2 separate regions of the Homo sapiens genome follow, and region 2 is linked to region 1. A link is a contact called in ENCODE Hi-C or POLR2A ChIA-PET data. All regions are on one chromosome and are shown on one strand. Each heading gives the region's core, a stretch centred on a gene start or an enhancer-like site at or near the end of the contact. The rest is flanking DNA. Distances are from core to core; before and after follow the strand shown. Region 1 overlaps ST3GAL3 (ST3 beta-galactoside alpha-2,3-sialyltransferase 3). Region 2 holds the start of SLC6A9 (solute carrier family 6 member 9).

Region 1 (6,804 bases), core at 2,625-5,124:
TCTTTGGGAGCCTCTGACATGCTCTCTTTGGATGGTTTGCTCTCTGTGTAGCTGCACATCTGTGGTCTTGAAGTCCCTGTCACCATCCTCTTGTGGTATATCTCATTTCCTGGGCCCCATATTTTTTTACTTCTTCATTTAATGGAACACATCTTGTACTGATTTCCTGAGAAAGGATACATGAGAGGTAATTTTTTGAGAACATACCTGAAAATGTCTTTATTCTGATTTCACACTTAATTGATAGTCTTGCTGCGTATAGAATTCTAGGTTGGAAACCATTTTCCCTCAGTATTTTGAAGATACTGCCCCCATTGTATTCTAGGCTTTTGGTGTTCCTCTTGAGGAGTCTTAATGCTATTCTGATTTTTAATTATTTATATAAAACCTGTTTGTAGTTGTTCTCTCTGGAAATTTGAAATTTCATGATAATATACCTTGATGGAGGGCTGTTTTCATACTGTGCTGGACACTCAGAGGGCCCTTTTAAGCTCAAAAAAACTCAAAACCTTTAGTTCTGGGACAACTTTATTGAGTTATTCTTTTCAGCATTTTCTCCTTTTCATTTTTTCCTGTATTCTTTCTTTCTAGAACTCCCATATTCAGAAGGCATGTTTTCTGGACTTGTCCTTTAATCTTTTAAAAATATTTTAATCATTTTCCATCTCTATCTTTTTGTTCTATATTGTGAGAAATTTCCTTAACTTTTCCAATCCCTTTTCCAGGTCCTTTTTATTTCTGCTGTTATGTGTTTCATTTTCCAGGGTTACTTTTTTCTTTTTGTTCACCTCACCAAATATATTTTTTATGATATCCTCCACCTGTTTCACGAATAACATTTCTTCTCTCTGAGGAGTTTAATGATTTTTTTTTTCCTGAGTTTTCATCCCCCTGAGTCTCTTCAGTTTTTCCATGTTGCATTTAGGTTTCATTTGTTTTGGTCTCCTGTCGTTATAGCAAATACTTTCCTCTAATGCCTCAAACAATCTTGGCTGTCTGCTCATATTTAGAAACCGGGAATCTTGTTTTTAGTATCATCTTCATTCCCTCTTCTAGTGGTACCTGATGCTGCCAGTGATTGAGTCTTTGGGGAGTTCTGTGATGTATTTCACGTTCAGTTCAACTTTTCCCACTACCAGCACAGGATTCAGCTTTCTTGAGTTTGCTGACTTCCACTTGTCTACTTGGTTTCCAGTTTTGTGTCTCTTCTGTCTTTGTCCTGGGTGCTTCTGCTTTACAATGAACATGCAGTCGTTTCTGTCACTTGGGGAGATTTGAATGGGAGTAATCTAAATCAGGTCAGCAAACTGTGGTTCCTATGCCAGATCTAGCCCACAGCTTGTTTTTGTGTGACCTGACTTAAAAATGATTTTTATATTTTTAGGCCAGGCACAGTGGCTCATGCCTGTAATCCCGGCATTTTAGGAGACTTTGGGAGGCAGCGGATCATTTGAGTCCAGGAATTTGAAACCAGCCTGGGCAACATGGTGAAACCCCCACTCTACTAAAAACACAAAAAATTAGCCAGGCATGGTGGCACACACCTCTAATCCCAGCTACTTGGGAGGCTGAGGCATTAGAATCACTTGAACCCAGGAGGCAGAGGTTGCAGTGAGCTGACATCACGACACTGCACTCCAGCCTGGGTGGCAGAGCAAGACTGTCTCAAAAAAAAAAAAAAGATTTTTACATGTTTAAAGGGTTGCTAAGCAAAACAAAACAAAAAAACAGAAGGATATGTGACAGAGACTGTGGCCTACAACGCCTAAAATATTTACTGTCCACCTACAGAGAAAGTTTTTCAACCCCCAACTGAAATCTCCTATTTCAAACTGGAAGGCTAGTTCCTTCCCTCCCAATTTCCACATGCAATGATCACCTCCCATTTCATAGAGAAAATAAATCTATTGGGCAATCTACTTCTTACTCTCCCATCCCTATACCAAACCACTGCGGTTTGCCAGTTACCCATAATACTTCATTAAGTCAAACTGCAATGAATTTGAAAGGTCATTGAAAACCTCCTTGTTACTGAATTCAGCTCCCTATTTTTTCAGTCTGTATTTTACTGGCTGCTCTATGACATTTGATAACGTGTGGCTTCCATTCTCACGGAGTTAACTGAACCTGCTCTTTCTGAAATCGCCAGTAGCATCCTAATTGGCAAACCCAAAGAATGCTTTCCACACCTTATCTTCTCCTTTCTTTTGCTACATTTAACATTATTGCTTCCCATCTATTTCTGGAATATTTCTACTCCCTTGTATTCTGTGGTAGTATTTTCTCTTAGTCCTCACCATCCCACATCCGATCAGTTTCCCAATCCTGTCCATTCTCCCTTTGAATTTCATCCGGCCCCCAACAGCCTCACGTGAGACCCTCATTGTCTGTCACCTGGCTTACCACAAAGCTCTCCTGCTAGGTCTTAGCCTCCTTACGCTCTGTCTTACACACTGCCGCTAGAATGGTTTTCCTGAAGCAAAAATCTGTTGATATCATTAATTTTCTGAAAAATATATAGTGTCTTTCTCTACTCTGTCTACTTTTACTCAATAAAATCCAGACTCCTAACTTGGTATTCAAAACCCCATCTGGTCTGCTTTTCTGCCTTATTTTCACTGTTTCTCCCTCTCTATATTCCTCTCCACTTATCAGTCCCTCTTTTACTTCAGCCACACTGTCATCAACGGTGATGATGCTGATGATAAAAACACTAACAGCAGCATGTATTGAGGACTTAACTACATGCCAGGCACTGTGTTCAGTGCTTTATGTTAATTTGGACATCTAATCCTCATGACATGGCCTTATGAGGTGGGTTCTATTAATGGTCCACCAGTATGGCAAATATGAACTTGAAACATCTTTAAACATTTTTTTTTCAAAAGATCAGTGTCAAAATTCGTTTGGCAGTAAAATCTGACCTGAAATGGTATGAATGTATTTATAGTCCCTTTTAGCATAAAAATTCATTTCATAGAAGAAATATTAATATTTAATTACAGGATGCTGCCCCAAACCTCATAGGGGGATGTTAAATAATATATGGTTTGTGCAGTATGCTGCTTTCCTAAAATCTGAACACTTTGGGATTCTAATACTATCTAGTTTGAGGGGGCTCAGATAAATTTTGAACTTTGTGTTACTCTTTTTACAGATGAGGAAATTAAGGCTCAGCAAGATTTAAGTAGGTTGCCCAAAGTTACATAGTGGGAAAAACAGTGGAGCCCGGATTAGCACCATGGTGGCCTGGTTCAAACGCATGCCTTGTCTGCTGTGCTGCACAGGTCCATGCCACCTGCAGGTCCCTGCCCTCGACCTCTTCTGGGTTGCTGGCTTTCTGCCCTCCCTGTTCTCCCAGTGCTCAGCCCTGGCTGACTTCCCTTCCATTCCTATTCACCCAGGCTGGCTCCTTTCAGTAGCAGCCTCCATGCCTTTACCCCCTTGTCCTCCTGAAAATGTCCCACTGATACCAAGCTCTGACCAAGTCTGCCCATCTTGTCTCTGATTGGGCTGTCTTTCATTTGAGACTCGATAGAAAGGTGAATCACACTCATCTCCCAGTTTCAGACTGTGCCCTATTCAGTACTTGGCAATATTGCCTTTTCCATTTCCTTTATCAGCTTCCTTTCCTGTTTCTAGAGCAGCTGTACTAAAACTTTTCCCATCCCCTGAGCTCCAAACCTTATATACCATCTTACTCTCAGTTTCAGCAGCACATGCCTAGTTCCATATTCATTCCACCTGCTTGAGTCGTACACACAGGGGTTTGTAAGCAGTGCCACCCTTACACTGCCCCCACCCCCCGCAGTCTTAGAGGGCAGCAGCTGGTAGAATTCCAGCTACTCCCAGACTTCCTGATGTCCCTGTGAACGCTGTTGCCCTAGGGGATGTCCTGCCCCTGATCTGCACCCAGGTACCTTTTGTCTCCTGGCATGACATAGCAGTTTCTTCCTCAATTTCATGGTGACTCACTTTTTAAAAATAGTCTTTGATGTGTCAAAGCCTTTTTATGAAGGTCTAAATAGATTGTATGGACTGGTTCCCTTTCAGTCACATGCATTTTTACCTCCTGAAAGAAACCCTACTAAATTAGTTAGGTATGATTTTACCTTCCTGAAACCACACACCCCTCACTTTCCATGCTTCAGTGCCTTTCCATAGCTGTTCCCACACTACCAGTACAGCCTGTCCTATAAGGTCATCTCATACCAGCTTAAGTACTATCTCCTCCATATCTTCCCAGTTTCTCCCAGCCAAAAATTCTCCTTGCATCTAAACGACAGGCCAGGCGTGGTGGCTCGTGCCTGTAATCCCAGCACTTTGGGAGGCCGAGGTGGGTGGATCATTTGAGGTCAGGAGTTCGAGACCAGCCTGGCCAACATGGTGAAACCCCGTCTGTACTAAAAATACAAAAATTGGCCGAGTGTGGTGGCACATGCCTGTAGTCCCAGCTACTTGGGAGGCTAAGGCAGGAGAATCGCTTGAACCTGGGAGGCAGAGGTTGCAGTGAGCCGAGATCGCACCACTGTACTCCAGCCTGGGTGACAGAGCGAGACTCTGTCTCAAAATAAATAAATAAGTAAGTAAAAATAAACTCCCATAGCAACTTCTCTAGAGACTTGTAATATCGTTATTTGAATCTCTCTATTATCTCTCTGATGGTTCAAAAGCTCTTTGATGTCAGATACCATGTCTGATCTTTTCATACAGTCTCTCGAGCTTAGTAAGAACTCTGTATATGTTTGGTAAGTTAAATTAATGAAAGTTAAGGAGAAACTTCTTGACATAAGTATACTGCATCAACAGCTTCCATTCACAGTTGAGTCTTTGCCATCAAATTGTTGTACAGAAATTGTTTCCACTGAAGTTACAGATGCTCCCCAGTGAATAATTCTGTGCTATCTTTTCAGCCATCAGCTTCTTCTGCCTCTTTGCCACATTGGGATACTCCTTGTGATCAATTCTCACCTCCTTTGGCTTTCTCTGTCCTGCTACTCCTGTCTCTGATTATTTCACTGTTTTCTTGTCCATATTATCACATCCTCCTAAATTAATGATGATGTTTTTTCTCCTCAGACTTTTCTTTTCTCTGTTTGTCCGCAGGAATCTCATTTACTCAGGTTTTGTTTGGGATTGGGGTTGGGAGGGAAGAAATTGAGGGACTAAGACTGGGGGGGTTAGATCCCTCCAGGATCTAAACAGTTGAGAGACTAAAAAACAAGAAACAGGTGGCGACGTGAACATTGAGGTATCAGTTCTGTTAACAGACTGCTAAACCTCCCAAGTTAAGGGCTCTTTCATAAAGCTAGATTGGAGAAGAAAGTTGAGAGCTGTGGTCCAAGTGGAGCCTCTGCTTCTGAGCTTCAGACCCTGTGGAGGAGACATGTGTTGCTCAGATCCAGCCTGGTGGCAGGTTCACCTCACACAGCCATCCAGAAGGTAGAGGCCTGGATGGTGCTGGAAGGTGAGGTGAGGCCGCTCAGACTGCAGACAGCTTCAATGTAGCAAGAGACATGAAGAGTATTAACTATAGGCAAGGCCTTCTGGGAACTGAAGAAAAACCAAACCTCAAGGCCTCATGGAAAGATGATCCATGGGATAGCTGGTTTTCACAGAGACTGGAACAGGGAGAACATTTTGAATCTAAAGTTGTCTTGCTGCCCTCAACAGCAGGGTTGTGACTCTTGGCTCTGATGCTCTGCCACTAATGTGGGCGCTAGGGCCCAGCATCTAGCGCAGCCTACAGCATCCAAGTCTCTACACTTCTTTGTCTGCTTGTGTCTCCTACCAATCCCCCAACTGTCTGTACTTCCCAATTTAAATTCCCAAAAGAGAGACCCTATCTGCCTCTAGGTGGATGAGGAGTCTATGGATTACCTTCCCTTGAGCCCATGGGCCAGTTGTCAGTGGCCAGAGGGGAGGAAGGGTCATGTGGTTAGGATGCAGCCTACTTTCCATCAAGCAACAGTCAGCATCCATTTGCCCAAGCCCAAGCTAGATATCATTCTCTTCCCTTCCTGTCTCACTCATGTCCCATCAGTCACTACATCCTGAAGTTTTCCCTTTTAAGCATTTTTTTTTGGCATTTCTCCTTTTTTCTCTATTCCCATTGCCATCGACCCGGTTCAGGCCACCATCAGTTCTCACCCAGAGGGTTGCATGAGTCTCCTCCTTATTGATCTCCCTGTCTTCAGTCTCTCTCCCCTAATCTACCTTTTACTCAGTTGCCAGAATAATCAATTTAGTTCCCACATAATGGCCCAAGTTTATATTTAAAAATATAAATCCGACTCTGTTACTCCCGGGGTTTTAAGCAGGGCTTCTCATTGCTAATGAAATAGAACACAGACATCTTTCTGCGGCCTGTACACCCTCCTGCAGATGCGGCTCCTGTCTTCCTCTCTGACCTCGTTTTCCCACCTCCTGCTTTCTGTGCTCTGTGCGCCAGCAACACTGACCTTCTGACTTCTTCTTTAGATGTAGCAGGGCTGCTGCGCTTGCTTTTCCTTCCGCCTGGAACTCTTTCTCTTGATCTTTTCTTAGCTTGCTTCTGTCTCCAGGTCTCAGCCTGGGTGCCACCTCCTCAGAGAAGCCTTCCTGAAACACCCTGTCTAACACTGCCTGTACCTCTACCCTTGGTCTCCGTTACATGCTTTAATATTCTTCGTACTGCTTATCACTGTTCAGTATTTTGTTCATTTCATTTGTTTGGTTGTTTTGTATCTCCCTGACTAAAACAAAAATTCCTTGAGAATAAGAACATTTTTGTTCTTACTCACCACTGTATTTTCAAGCCTAGTG
Region 2 (6,804 bases), core at 2,181-4,680, 250 kb after region 1:
TTGTGTTATGAGACTCTACAATAGGGGGGCCTGGCCTTGTGTAAGACTAGGGGAGGGCTTCCCTGATGAAGTGATGTTTAAGGGTCTAAAGAAGTTAATTAGGCAAAGTGGCAATAATGAGGAAGAGAAGAGGAAGAGAGAGTCAAGCAAATGGAACAATATGTGGAAAGGCTCTGAGGCTGGAGCTCAGACAGTCAGGGGGAAATGGTCAAAGATTAAAGTGGACAGAGAGGCCTGGCCAGGGCCTTTGGGGTCTGGATTTTGGTCTTCATCTTGAGGGCAAGGGTGCCTATTGAAAGCTTTTAAGCAGAAGATCAACTTCAAGGAGGAGCCATTGGTGGAATGTGCATCTTGAAACCATCCCCCTAGATACAGTGTGGAGAAAGGACTGGAGGGAGGCTGAAGTTGAAGAGAGGAAGTCAATTAGAAATGGGCCAGGCCAGGCTGGGCGCGGTGGCTCACACCTGTAATCCCAGCACTTTGGGAGGCCGAGGTGGGTGGATCACCTGAGGTCAGGAGTCCGAGACCAGCCTGACCGACATGGAGAAACCCTGTCTCTACTAAAAATACGAAATTAGCTGGGCGTGGTGGCAGGCACCTGTAATCCCAGCTGCTCAGGAGGCTGAGTCATGAGAATTGCTTGAACTTGGGAGACAGAGGTTGCAGTGAGTCAAGATTGTGCCATTGCACTATTGCCTGGGCAACAAGAGCAAAACTCCGTCAAAAGAAAAAGAAAAAGAAAAAAGAAAGAGAGAGAGAGAAAGAAAGAAAGGAAGGAAGGAAAGAAGGAAGGAAGGAAGGAAGGAGCCAGGCCAAAAATGAAGGGGCTCAGGTTAGGAAGGTGACAATAGGGTGAGGAGAGGTGCACAGATTTCAGAGAAATATAAAAGGCAACATGGCGAGACTTGGTGATGAATCGGACTGGGTAGGGGGAGGGATAAGAAGGAGTCTCTGGTTTCTGCTGGTGCAGTGGGAGGAAACCGGTGCCCGACCCAGAGGACGAATGCTGGTGAGGCTGCAGGTTTGGTGCGGGGACAGGAGGGCTGGCTTGGACAAGCTGGTCTGAGCTGCTTGTGAGCCAGATGTTGAGACATCAGCCACAGAACCCTGGCCCACCTTGACAGTCTCACCGCTGAGTATCAGACAGGACTGTCAGGTCAATCAGTTTTAACGGTCCATCTTGGCCAAGCCCTGGAGTCCTCACGGGGGATGGAAAGGTGACAGGCTCTTTTCCTAGCTTGAAGGACCGCACAGTTTAGTAGACAGAGGAAGAAGCATAATTTCCATTCACTGTGTTGGAGGAAGTGGAGGAGCTGTGGGAGCAGGAAACAGCCCTTAGTTCTACCTGGGAGCCCAGGTCAGCAGCCTGCGGCCATCTGCCGCCACGTGAGACTACCCAGCACTTGCAGAGGGCTCCTGCTTCATGCCTTTGCCCCGGCACCCGTTCCATGTTTTTTGAGCACCCTTGTCTCCACTTCCACCTGTATGTATCCTACCCATCCTCAAAACCTATCCCAATGCTATTATCTTCATGAAGCCTTCCTAGGTCCTCCCCGTTGCTGTCAGCCTTCCTACTGTACCCCCACGCTTGCCACACGTAGCAATTGAGGCATGCTTCCTTGTGCCCAAGTCTGGCTCCCCACTAGATGGAGAGTTCTACCAGGGCAGAGGCGTGATTCTTCTGTGTCCCCAGAGCCGGGAACTGAGCAGGTACAGCCGCAGTCGCCGCATAGGCCAAGTAAAGGGGGCGTTTTCTCTGCGGTCCTTGGAAACACTTGGGCATGCTCAGTGTCGCCCATTAGTCCCTAGAACCAGTCCCCTCACCCACTACTCTCCAACCTTCTGATGCTCCCTCACTTTGGCAGTCTTTAACCTTTCAGGTTTTTCTCTTTCCCCACTCCTCGCCCTGCAGCCTTTATTTCCCAACGGCCGCACCCTCACGCTCCTTTCAGCGGAGAAATAGACCGCGCTTTGTGCGGAAGCTGTCAGCGAGCAAGCGTCCCGTCTCCTTTAAGAGTGATCCGCGAGGGGGTGTGGCTTGCGGAGAGCAGGCCCGAAAGGGGGTGCGGCTCCTTTAAGTATCCGCCGGCCCGAGGCGCGGAGGCCTCCGGCCGGCGGGCAGGGGCGCGGTCGGTCTGGGAGCAGCGGCACCGCCCGCAGCGTCCCGGTTCCTCGAAGTGGGGCGCGTCCGCTTTAATCGGGGAGAGAGATGTGGGGGCACGGGCGTTACATCAGCCGCCACGTGTGGGCCTAAGCTGGCGTGGAGGCGGCGGCCCCGCCCCCGGCCCCTGCGGTGGAAAAGTACCGGGGCGCCGAGGTCCCCGCCCCACGGCCCCGCCCCCGGGCCGGCACCGGCCCCTCCCGGCCCTCCGGGCAAGCCCCACTCTCCCGCCCGGCCCGGCCCCGCCGCCTGCTCGAGATCTGCAGTGGCTGCCGGGTGCGGAGCGCCGGCCGGGGGTGGGCTCTCCAGGGCTGCTAGGCCCCTGCCCTCACCTGCGGCCGCCCGGCCCCGCCCTAGGTGTGCCGGTAATGAGGGTTGGGGTGGGGAGGGCACGGATTCTTCCCAGGGTAGCAACCCCCAGAGAACTCCCGGCTCGCTCGCAGTCCCTTCCCAAAGCCGCGGCCAGAGCGCGGACAAAGAGAGGCTGAGTGCGCCAGGACTCTCCCGCGCGGCTTCCCGGGTCCCGCGGGCGCACGGGCACTGGAACCGGCACCGGGAGGGCAGATAGGGAGGCAGGCCGGCTGGAGGGGCCAGATAGGCAGCCAGGCTGGCGGGCGCTGAGAGGCGATGGAGCGAGCGGGAGCCCGCACGCTGGGTGCAGGCACGGCCGACTGTCGACCCCTGCAGGCCCCCAGAGCGCAGAACCACTGGCTCCTCGGACGGACAGTGCCACGCTCTGGCTCCGGCGCTACCCGCACAGCCTGCGCCCGCCGCCCCCGATCGAACCGGCGTCTGGCGCCCCCCCGCCACCCCACGCAGGAGCTCCCCCCACTTCCCTCTCCCTCCCGCTTCAGCTCCTTGGTGACAGCGGTGACACCCAGACGCGCGCACCTACCCCGATCTTTGCGGCGAGACAGACATCCCGGTGCGTGCACCCACACTCTTACCCACAGATGCCCGCATACATGCGCGATCACACACACACACACACACACACACACACACGCACACGCTGGTCCTGGGGCTCAGCCCCGCGGAGCCGCCGAACACTCAGACCGACGGCAGGACAGACGGAGGCGCGGGCCCCAGCGTCCCTTCCCCCAGCCCCCTTACCATGCTGCAGCCCCCGGCCCAGGCGTGCTGGGTCCGCACCGCGGTGCGCCCAGGTGGCTTTCTTAAAGGGAAAGTTGCATCAGCCTCCCGAGGCTCTGTGCCGCGCCGAGTTCGCCCGCCCCGCCGCGCCGCTCGCAGCTCTTCCACAGCCTGTTGTGTTTTGGTTTCGGGGAGGCGGGGGCTAAGAGTTTGGTGAAAGTTTGAAGAGTGGAGAAGGCTTGGGAGATCTAGCCAAGTCCCTCCCCTACCCGAACGGCTCCCCTGGCCGTCCTCCCCTCTCCATCCCATCCCCTCCTCCCGTGCCGACTTCTCAGGCTCCTCCTCCCAGGGAATAAAATTACAAGTCTCTCCAGCTTTCAGATGATTGATCCCCACGAACCCCTGGGAGTGAGCGCCACAAAGGAGTCCCCTTCTCCGCCCCTGCCTCGCTGCCCTCCAGCTGGGGCCCTTGAGCAAGCAGATGTGGGCCCCTTCGGGCTAGGCTGGAATGAAGCCAGAAGGCCTGGGGCACTATGGGGGGCTGAGGCTGGAGTTAGCCCTCCAGGCCCCTGGCCTTCTGCGCCTGCGTTTCCCCTAGAGAGAAGTCAGAGCAAATTCCATTCCCTTTGGAGCAGAGCCGCTAGAGACTGTGGGCATTGCTGGGTAAGGCCTAGGTCCTACTCCTTGGAACTGGAGGGCTCGGGGTAGCCCTTTCTCAAATTTCCCTCCTGGACCACCGGCTTGGTCAGCTCTACTTTTGAGGTGGTGTTACAGGGGCTGCAGACACCAACCTGGGATCCCTCCTCCTTCCATGGTGAGACAGACCTGGGTTACAATCTCAGCTAAAAAAGAGTCTTTGCCAAAAGGAGCATGGTGAGCCTCGGTTTCCTCCTCTGTGAAACAGAGAGAAGGGGCTAAGGAAATGCATGTGTGTGTATATAAAGCCCATTGCTCCAGGCTGCCTCTGGGGAGTGGTGGCTGGCATTTGGAATGAGCCTCCCACATTTGCATACCTTGTGAGAGCCACCACCTTTCATGGAGAGTGGCCAGTTAGTTCTGTCAGAGGAACTGGTTTTTGCCCCAACCTGAGTAGGGCATCTGCTCAGGGAAGGGGCCCAGCCCACAGAGGCAATTTCTACTTTGGACCCTGAGTCCTCACCATTTTCTGGCCAGGAAACAGTTTAATTTTTTTCCTTGGGACAGTCAGCCTCCAAGAAGCGAGTGCACACATGCCAAACTCACGTGAAACCAATTGTTGAGTGAGATTCCAGTTTATTAATTTATCAGAGGCACTGAACAAGATAACAGGCATCAAGCCCAGGCATTCCCTGAAATGCGAGCTCTCTCAGGCCACACGCGGTCCATTCCACAAACCTTCCTCAGAGCCAAAGTACAAAGACAGCTCTCTGTTGTCTCCTATTCACATTGGACTCCTGATCAGATCTGGGAAGACACCTTAGTCTTATCAGCGAGATTATTTTCACTTTTACTTTGTCCCCAAACCTAGTAGGTATAGCATGTTTGGGATTTTTAGTCTCCTACAAGCCAAGTGCAGGTGTTTCTTGCGTGAGTTGTGTGCACACACACCTGGATCTAGGCAACCTGTTGTGTCTGTGCCCCCAGACACCTGAGCCCCGATTGTGTATTTGTGTAGGTACATCTGTGGAAGACTGATTGTGTGCACTGCAGCAGGTCTGTGTAGTTATGTGTGTGCTCAATTCCTGGGACTGGGCAGATGGGGTCCAAGCCCTCTATATCTCTCCTGCCAGGACGTAACTTCCTCCATAAGTTTTTTTTAGGATCTTCCTCCTTGCCTCCTCGCTGGGGCTCATCAAAAGGGATACCACCCCAGGGAAGGCAGATGGAGGATGTCGAAGAGGCCCCCAAGTAGAGGAAGGCGGACAAGGAAGAGTATGAAGGGGAAAAGGCCTCCCTCCTTCTCCCTTCCAGCAGTAGGCTGGGGTGGGGACAGGCCTAGAAGAGGGCACTGAGCGCTAAGAACACTCAGTGAAGATTCCGAGAGTTTTCATGGCTCAGGGAATCCATATGAAGGGAGGCAGGTGTAGGGTGCTGCAAGCCAGACTTCCAGGATGCCCTCAGGCCTAGGGGCTTGGGGCCTGGGCTGTTAGAAGAGAGGAGGATGGGTGCTCAGGGGCCAGCCCTCTGAGGCTCCGTCAGAAAGAGGAAGGCTTGGGGACTAACCTAGGGACAGGGACGTGGGGTGAAGAGAAAATTTTCCTTGGAGTGTTTAGGGAGATTGGGGATGTTGGCCAGAGGGCTTTATTAGACTAACACTGGCATAGCTCAAAGTCTATTTGTATACATAGAAACAGATTCATGGATATGTGTGTTTTACCCACCTTGAACCAGAAAGAGCTTCAGGAAACCACACAGCTGTGTCCTGAGGAGACACTTGTGAGAAAGATTCTGGTTTGAAAAGTCATCTTCCTGAGACAGGGACTAGAGAGGCTGTTTTTTTCCAATCAGAATGAGGCCCAAAGGAGGCAGGTTTGGGCCCAGCCCGGGTGGGAGCTGGGATAGCCTCCGTCCCTGGCTGTGAGCCCCTGGCTCTGAGCAGCTGGCCTGCAGGGTGGGAAGGGCATGGCCAGCCTGGGCCACTGTGGGGCGGGCAGGGGGATCAGGACTGAGGACAGACTGGGGCAGGGGAGGGGATGGGGGACGGACGGGGTCAGACATTTTGACGGGCCTGCTTCTTCCTGGGGCAGGGCAGCAGTTGGGCTGGGGCCCACCCACCACCCACTGCAGGCTGAAATGTGGCTCAGGAGCCTCCAGTTACTGCAGCCAGTGGAGCTATTTCCTGGGAGGGCTGCATCCAGCGTCAGAGCCCCCAGGGCTGGCTGGTTTCCTCGAGTGGTGTCATCAGCCTGCAGGATCAAGGCCTCTGTTTCGAGATGCACATAGTCAGCTTAGGTGTGTGTCTAGTAGGAATATGAATAATGCCAGACTTGGGCCACTTCTGGTGGTCACTGCAGGAGCTGGCAGCACTGGGCACCTTGATGGAGTGGTGCTGGGGGCCTGCTGAGAAGGTGGGGGAGGGTGGACATTGCCTGTAGTTGAAGCCAGGCCTGGCCAGGGGTCTCCACCTCCTTAGAACCCCAGCCTCAGTAGCCAGGAAGCATTACTGGGAGGTGCCTGCCTGGGCTCTGCTCTCAGATTCTTCCTTTCTTGAACCTGGAGCCCAGTGGTCAGTGCCTGGCACCTCCACTGCCCTGTCCCAATGCAGAGGAGCAGGTTAGATTGGTTTCAGACCTGAGAGCTGTCTCTGGGGCTCCAGGTACCCCTTAGGCCATCCTGTTGTGGTTTCTCTACCCCTGAAACCCCGCCACCCCAGCCCTGCCACCCCAGCCTTGGGGCAGCATAAGCCAATCATGGGGTTCAGAACAGGGGTTCCGGGCTGGACCTCAGTGGCTCCAGGTAAAATCAGGCATATAGACAGGAAGTATTGACTTTGGCGTTGTCCAAGGGGCAGCCCCAATCTCCAGAGCTTTCAACACCCAGACTCCTCAATCGCTTTGAGCTCCCAAAGTCCT

What was found. A loop is a pair of places that touch in the nucleus more often than their neighbours do. ChIA-PET counts read pairs that join two places held with the same protein, here RNA polymerase II (POLR2A). Pooled maps may share reads with other maps.
Region 2: a loop to region 1 is called in a pooled map, with 2.5 times the contacts of the local background. The contact joins the promoter of SLC6A9 here to the enhancer-like site in region 1. A Hi-C loop is called at or near these places in 2 of 168 maps with a recorded cell type or tissue (heart right ventricle and pancreas) and 2 of 50 pooled maps. POLR2A ChIA-PET finds 5 or more read pairs at or near these places in 3 of 52 experiments (AG04449, K562 and Panc1).

Annotation. Positions count from the first base shown.
Region 1 is chr1:43,779,942-43,786,745 of GRCh38, forward strand. The region is part of intron 2 of ST3GAL3 (ST3 beta-galactoside alpha-2,3-sialyltransferase 3); the gene reads left to right. Among named protein-coding and RNA genes, the nearest start is that of MIR6079, 55 kb to the right of the region's middle. RefSeq lists a silencer at 5,369-5,418. Within about 2 kb of position 3,875, at least 8 of the 41 ENCODE cell types and tissues checked have a DNase peak (open chromatin) inside an H3K27ac peak, as active enhancers do.
Region 2 is chr1:44,028,032-44,034,835 of GRCh38, forward strand. It overlaps SLC6A9 (solute carrier family 6 member 9), which reads right to left and starts at 3,431. Exons shown (of 14, transcript NM_001024845.3): 1 at 3,275-3,431. LOC107984948 (a long non-coding RNA gene) reads left to right here and starts at 2,383. Exons shown (of 2, transcript XR_007066054.1): 1 at 2,383-2,518. It overlaps LOC124904168 (a long non-coding RNA gene), which reads right to left. Exons shown (of 4, transcript XR_007066055.1): 3 at 5,614-6,289; 4 at 4,512-4,696. RefSeq lists enhancers at 806-1,365, 1,366-1,923, 2,565-3,161, 6,680-6,804 and silencers at 2,033-2,582, 2,903-2,972.